Regions from separate parts of the Mus musculus genome. Here all the other regions are linked to region 2. Evidence: chromatin loops called from intact Hi-C (ENCODE). Cell type or tissue: heart. All regions are shown on one strand. Region 1 has its middle 110 kb from the start of Gm36201. Region 2 overlaps Gm36201 (predicted gene, 36201). Region 3 has its middle 120 kb from the start of Gm36201.

The links. A loop is a pair of places that touch in the nucleus more often than their neighbours do. Peaks named below come from ENCODE experiments on the same cell type or tissue, not always from the same donor. Only the 100,000 strongest peaks of a DNase experiment are listed, where the experiment ranks them.
Region 1: it touches region 2 in a loop (6-fold over the local background); 2 of 42 quality-filtered maps call a loop at or near these places.
Region 3: it touches region 2 in a loop (6-fold over the local background); 2 of 42 quality-filtered maps call a loop at or near these places.

What each region holds. Positions count from the first base shown.
Region 1 is chr17:67,519,645-67,522,144 of GRCm38, reverse strand. No RefSeq gene overlaps it. Among named protein-coding and RNA genes, the nearest start is that of Gm36201, 110 kb to the left of the region's middle. In heart, no CTCF peak of the experiment used is centred here; a DNase peak (open chromatin) is centred at 1,084.
Region 2 is chr17:67,584,294-67,586,793 of GRCm38, reverse strand. All of the region lies in intron 2 of Gm36201 (predicted gene, 36201), which reads left to right. Among named protein-coding and RNA genes, the nearest start is that of Gm36201, 44 kb to the left of the region's middle. In heart, a CTCF peak has its summit at 1,435 (motif pointing right); a DNase peak (open chromatin) is centred at 1,413.
Region 3 is chr17:67,511,353-67,513,852 of GRCm38, reverse strand. No RefSeq gene overlaps it. Among named protein-coding and RNA genes, the nearest start is that of Gm36201, 120 kb to the left of the region's middle. In heart, no CTCF peak of the experiment used is centred here; DNase peaks (open chromatin) are centred at 522, 1,002 and 1,632; H3K27ac peaks cover 1,406 bases.

The DNA of each region.
Region 1 (2,500 bases), 65 kb after region 2:
TAATTTGGTAAACACGTACTTGTCTCTTCCTCATTTAAACAATGAACAACACAATCAGTGAAAACCACGCCCACCCAATATCAGGTTCTCTGACCAACTGGAGTTAACCACAGCCCCAGGTCTGGTACTCACCGATCTCAGGCATGATTTTATGCTCATGTTGCATTTGCCTAGACATCTTACAAATACAGAGGACTAAACTACTTACATGCTTTTATGGAAATATACATAAATGGTAAAATACATATCCTTTGTTCAGCCTGACAGACCTTCCCATGATGCATCTGGCCTCTTACGGGTCTAGGTCATTACCATATAGTATTCATATAGAGGTCATGTGACCTCTTACTTAATGCATCTCCTGCATCCCCTTTCCTGAATGATGCCCCGGTGTGTTCAGTTTTTCTCAGGTGTCATCCACTTCTGTTATGATGCAAACTTTTAAGAGAATAAATAGCTTCTGAAATACCAAACGTGCAAAATATTGTTCCCTTTGTGTTGCTTGCTTCCAGGCTGTTAGGTTACTTCTTAATAGGCTCTGGTGCCCTCTTCACTCTGAATCACCCTTCATCCCATTTGTATTCGGCCCAGTGCTTCCCTCCGGCGGGGCTGCTGTTCCACAGGAGTTCTTGCTGTGCCCTGCTCCGGCAGCAGTAGGTCTGGCCCTTGGCCTCACGACTTGGTCTCACCAGCCATAGAGTTATGAAATAATGAATCTGTCACCAGGAACACAGGCTTGCCTGACATCTAGACTTTTTTTTTTCTCATTCAAAATGTGAGTTTTGCTTTTGAACACAAATTCAAGCCTTTAGCATTTAAGTTTAGAACATAGAACTTCAGGCTCTCACACATGGGGGCTGAGAGGGAGCCTGTCAATTGGGGCCAGCAACATTGTGCTATGAAAACCACATAGGCATAGGAATCAGACAGATAGCTCTACCCCAGCTTTCCAGCAGGCTGGAGTAAGTGTAGCCATCTGCTCACTGTCTCTGCCCGAGTCTCTGTTTATAAAGTGGACCTCTTTCCAGGAATTTACAGGATGAAACTTCCTGCGTGTTCAGGAAGCTGCACCGGAGCAGAGCTGATAGCAAACACACGGTCCTTTTTCTCATTTCCTCTCTTCCCCTGATTGTTCTTCCTAGGAGTCTTATTCACACGTGGGCACGTCTTGGCTCCCGCCTATCGGAGCATCTCTGAGAGGCTAGACAATATGGAGATTACAACCTGTCTTCAAAGCAGAGCTTCCTGGGTGGTTTTTTTTTTTTTTTAAATGAACTATAAAAATCAGAATGAAAACCAAATTAAGATTAATGCATTGTGGAGGTGCATCGTCCACAGAAAAAGTCATATCCCATATTACACATCTGACAAGAAATGGCACAGGAAGCAGCTGTTCCTACACTGGGCCCCTTCGTTTACCTGTGAACCATTTTCCAGGTGAGCCCTTCAGCTCCTGATCCCTGAACAGTTTCAGGCTCCATAGAGAACCTCAGACCCTGCTTCAACCCTGGTTCCTCCACACCGAGACTGACCCAGCCTGTTTTCTCGTGTTGTCTCCTGTCCCTTAGCTGCTCTCTCTGCTAACAGCTAAGCTCCGTCTTGCCCACTCTCTGGGTGCAGCATGTTCTTTATCTACAATTCTGTAGGTTTGGGACAGATTCCTCACTCTTCCCATTAATACATGAAGGAAACACAACTCAAACCAGCTCTACAATAGGACAGTGTGGCTTCATCTGGGATGTCTCTGGCCTCTGGAATTGGTGGGCAAGGGTAGGTTGGATGAGCTCTTCCACAGCCAATCCTGATGCGGAGCCTCTGCCTCTGTGCGGAGCTGTTCGAGGCTTTCTTAGCTTGCTCCTCTTCACCACCTTCACCACCGTTCTCATCCTTCTTTCCCCAAGAACAGACTTCCTCCTTTGTGGAAAGGGAAAGGGAAAGGGACGCTTCCAGTCTGTCTCCTCTTAGTGGATTATGCTATTGAAACTGACACACACCGAGCTTTAAAACAGAAAAAGCCCTTGCGTTATTTTATGCTGACTTCGGGAAGGGCAATCCTACCGGAAGTCATGGGAGGATAGAGGAAGTGGTCCATGGAGGAAGACAGGGCCCTGGGTAGATGAAAAGTGAAGCCCAGGGCATGCTTAAGGTGGGGTTTTGGGGGGGGGGTGATCCACATAAAATGGAAATCAGTGTGGGTAACAACTGAAAATTGGTGTTGAGAGGCTTCTGTGAGCCACTTTACTCTGTTTCCACAGGGATGGGAGACATGAGTTTTCACCAAGCTTTTTCAACTTTCTGGTACCTGGCAGGTTCTCACTTCCAGATTCTTAAGCTGTATCTTAGAAGCTAGCTTTGGGCAGTGGTGTGTGTGTGTGTGTGTGTGTGTGTGTGTGTGTATCTGTGTGAGTGCGTATCTGTGTGTATGTATGTATGTATGTGTGTATGTATGTCTGTATATATATGTGTGTGTCTGTGTATGTCGATGTCTGGGTATGTGTCT
Region 2 (2,500 bases):
ATTAGCACCACTGTTATTACTATTTCGTGTGTATGGGTGTTTGGTCTGTATCACGTTTGTGCCTGGTGCCAGTGGATGCCAGAAGAGGGCATTGGATCCTCTGGTTGGAGTTACAGATGGTTGTGAGTTGTGAGGCAAGGGCTGGGAATCAAACCTGGGCACTCTCAAAGGGTGACTAATGTTCTAACTGCCGAGCGATATATCATTCCATATCCCCACTGTATTGGCTAGTTTTGTGTCAACTTGACACAGCTGGAGTTATCACAGAGAAAGGAGCTTCAGTTGAGGAAATGCCTCCATGAGATACAACTGTCAGGCATTTTCTCAATTAGTGATCAAGGGGGAAAGGCCCCTTGTGGGTGGTGCTATCCCTGGGCTGGTAGTCTTGGGTTCTATAAGAAAGCAGGCTGAGCAAGCCAGGGGAGGCAAGCCAGTGAGGAACATCCCTCCATGGCCTCTGCAACAGCTCCTGCTTCCTGACCTGCTTGAGTTCCAGTCCTGACTTCCTTTGGTAATGAACAGCAGTATGGAAGTTTAAGCCAAATAAACCATTTCCTCCCCAACTTGCTTCTTGGTCATGATGTTTGTGCAGGAATAGAAACCTTGACTAAGACACCCACCTTTGTTTATTTGTTTGTTTGTTTGTTTGTTTGAGGCATGCTTCTCACTGAACTAATAACTTGCCATGGAGGCTAGGCTGGCTGGCTAAGGAGCCCAGGGAATTTCCTCTCTCTGCCTCCCAATTCTGAGATAAGTCCACATGAGCATATTGGCTCTTTACGTGGGACCAGAACTAAGGTCCTTTCTCGACAGAGCTCTTCTCTCAACCCTGCTTCCCTTTTCTAGATATTTCTATGTTAATCTTGTGCTTCATTTTTGCCTAGGAGAGTTTCGTTTCTAGTTAGGGATGGTAGAGAAAGGTGTCCACCTCTGCTCAGGGAGGGGGAAAACCAATGATGTTCACATCACCTTTACCAATACTTTGTAATTCCACAGCCTTTATATTCTCTCCAACACCCTAAAATAGCATATATAAGAGAATGACTTTACCCATGGGCAAAGCTCCCCTTAGGTCACCCATTAAGCACAGAATTCAGTGATTCCATGGAAAAGGTTGTATCCAATGTGCAGACATAATTGCTTATTTCTGCCTATTACCCGTTTAGTTCCAGTTTCAGTCACCAAGTCTTTCTAGAAAGTGTGGGCACCCTTCAGATCTGCTTCTCCATGCAGCCTCTGGCTGCACAGGGCCATGCCTCTCCCAGAGTCTTTTCAGACTTGTGGAAATCCCCCTGCTTTAGAATCAGCCACATGATTCAGGCAGTCACATACGTGTGCTTTTCTGTCTCAGTAACACAGACCTTTGTGTCCAAAACTGTAGCTCTCTAGGCATCTATTCAAAACCATTCTATAACCGGACAGCAGGTGGCGCTCTAACTTCAGGAGTCCCACTCCTAAAGCCACCACCACCAAGAGACAATATCGAGTGCATTTAAAAATTTATATATATTTTTCTCCGCCAAGGCAGAAATGTACTCCATTTTCTTTAACCATGTTCATTTGCTTCCTACTGTGTGACTCCAACTGGGTAATAGGAAGCCAGACTTCTCCCATGGTTACTTTCTTTCCTAGAGCAGGGTTCTGAGGGAGTCAGGGTATAAGCTGGGCAGAAACAACAGAAATTCTGTGTTCACCTGCAGAGATGCTGCCCCTCCTAATGGCTCCCAGTGGTTTCTTCAAACATAAGGGCATGCCAGCCTATAGCAGGCTCATCCTAAGATGCAGAAACTACTTGTTACCCTGCCCGAGGCAAGTGGGATTAAGTAAGAGAACATAAAAATGTCCTGTCCCAGAACATTAGGTGGACATCTAGGTGACCAGGCTGCAAGCTTGGGGCTTACTTCCCCTTCACAAGGAGAGAGCACCTCGCTTCCTGCCTGCTGAACACACACAGAACACCAGCAGAGGGTTTGGGGGCAATGGTACACTCACTCATTCCTTTATTCGTTGGATCATCTAACAAATCTCCAGAGCCACTGGCACTCCCCACGCATCACTGAGTTCTTGGTGTGAGAGCAGCTGGTCAGTAGGCTCTCTTCCCTCCATCTGGACGGAGAGAAGGAGATCTAGACTGTAACCGAAGGAGAGGGCGTGGTTCAGGCAGACAAGTGCTTGCTGTGTCAGTATAAAAACTGGAGACTGGTCTCCAGAACACTTTAAAAAGCCAATCATGGCAGCTCGATTTAGTAATCCCAAAGCTAGAGAAATAGAAATAGACATATCTCAGGTGCTCACAAACAGACAATTTAGGGGAATCAGTGAGCTTCAGGCCAATGGAGAGACTGTCTCCCAAGACAGGGAGGACAGCACCCAAGGAATGACCCTGGAGGTTGACTTCTGACTCCTACATGCGTGATGACAGGTTCATGTGTACATGAACACACACATACACACACACACACACATGAGTATAAACAGACACACATGATAATGCACTCAT
Region 3 (2,500 bases), 73 kb after region 2:
AAATGCAATCAAGAATCCTTCTCTAGAGAAGCACACCCCAGATAGAGAGGTGGACCACAGGTGAACACATGCTTACATGTGACCTGGTCTAGTTTTTCCTTTTCTCTGCAAGAGGCAAGGAAACATTAAAGAAAAACAAGAGCTTTAAGTACAGAGAAGACGAAATTAGAGGATGCCTGAATGTGCTGGGGCCCTCAGAGACCCATATCTCCCTAACTCCAGACTTAGCCCCTCAACCAAGACCATGCCCTGCCAAGGTCACTGTCCTGAGGCCCACTGTGTCTCATCTGCAGCTTTCTCATGGACTCTCAGCCACCCAAGAGCTGACATGGGAAGGTCACACTAAGGACTTACTCTAGGTAGGCTGTTCCTGAGGCACAGATGAGGAAAAACTGAGCAAGTGGACCCAGTGTCTCCTGCCTGGGGAGAAGCAGCGTGTTCCAGCAAGGGTACCTGGTCACTGTTGCCAGGCTACATGAGCAGGATGCAGTAGCAGATGTCAGAAAACCCATCTGATGCTGTCCTGGGAGGGAGTGCATGCAGAAGAGCAAGAAGTGAGCCTTAGGGAAAGATGTCACTTTCTCCCAGCTGCTGCCAGGAGGGGCTGGGTCCAATTCATGACAGGCATGTCTAGCTATGCCAAGTTTTACACAAACATCTTATGTATTGTTTAAATCAGAGACAGTGGCAGATAGAGATATATTTCATCCAGCTGTTTGTACAGGACTTAGCCCTATTCTATCTCAAACAATGTTCATTGTTTTAAGTCTTTATATCCCAAAGTTGTTCCTATGCGTATCTGCAGGGGAAAAAAGTCCTGTTCTGATAGTGTTTTGAGCCTGGACTGACTCTGTTGTGTCTCAGGAAGAGGAATGAGATAAACAGCCCAGGGGAGCTGGGGACAGGCTCTGAGTGAGCAGAGGCCAGCCCTTAAGTTACCAGGCAGGTCTGTGCTGAGTGCAGCCGAGGGGAGAGCAGCTTTTCCGGAGGTGTCCTGGCAAATGGACCAGGTGGAGGAAGAGGAAGAGGCGGGGCTTCCGGTTTATATGTGTCTCCTCCTGAAGTAGGGTCCACTGGACCCTGGCAGGAAAAAGATGGCCTTGTCTGATAGGAATGCTATTTCATTGTTTGGAACAATGCATTAGGGTCTTGGTAAACGGCGGGGCTTGAACTCAAATGTTTTGTTGAGTTACTAAAACCGGTTATGATGTGATCCTGCCCCCATTAGGGTAGAACCTAGCTAAATGGTGTATGAAGCAATTGCTGTTTGGAAAATGTCAAAAATTACAAGAAGTGTGGAGTTATTTGTGTGTGTGTGTGTGTGTGTGTGTGTGTCTGTGTGTCTGTGTGTCTGTGTGTGTTTACAGGGATTTCTGAAACACTGAGGAGCAAAGAACAAATGGTATATGGAGAAAAGAAGGACAGAATCCATTTATGGTGGGACCCCATCACTATCACTATCCAAGTATGGAAAAAATCAGTTAGTCAGGCACACGAGCAGCCTGCTGATGCTGGAGAGAGAAAAACACATTGAACAACGTAAGTGTCTAGGCAGATTTGGCAGCAAGGGCTTGGAGACCAAAAGTGGGGAGTCAAACCACACCTTTTCTCCCTGATCAAAAGGAAGTGGCTAAAGGACACTCCCTAGGCCTGGTTCCTCTGACTCCTACTAAGAAGGGAAAGGGGCTAACAGAGCCTGCCTGCGTCCTCAGACACAGGAGAGAGGAAAAGACAAATCAAACCAGCAAATGGTTAAAAAAGGACAGACCAGAGATGAAGACAGCATCAAATTCGGCGGTTGTGGGGAGTCAGAGCAGGAGCTGGTGAGACCAGAGAGGCACGGGGGCTGAGAGATGGATGCTGTCTCCTGATGGCTCATACTGGGTCCTTGGGTGACAATAACAGGCAGACACCTGGGGTTTCCCACCAAGGTCCCTTCATGCTGTGGCCACTGTGCCCCTTAGACATCCGGAAGTGAAGCCACCACTGTGTATCTCCTCTTATGTGAAGTAATTCAAGTCATTTAAGTGAAATATATTTTTGAACATTCTTAGGTATAAATTTCACACCTTTTGGGGAGCTGGGGCTCAGATGCCTTCTAGGAAGGCTCAAGTGGTCTTTCTTCTTTGTCAGGGGTGGGGGTGTTTGCTCAGCAGAAACCAGGTGCATATGTGCTTACCCTTCATGCGCACTGGTGATGGGAGCCAGCTGGGTGAGAAAGGATCATGGCCTCCACCAACAACAGTGATTACATTTGAAAGTGGGAAGACTCCTGCTGGATTCCCCCATGGCCGAGACAGATAAGAAATGGGCAAGACAGAAGATGACCACAGTGGATCTGTCTGGGTTTGACTTTACCTCACAAACCATGCCAGGTCTTAAAGGTTACAACGGCTTCACATGATCTCTCATGGACAGCATAGTTCTATTGAACTCAAATCTGTAGACTGTGCCTTGTTTATGTTATTGATCAAGCAGGTCAAAGGGCTGCTTGGATCCA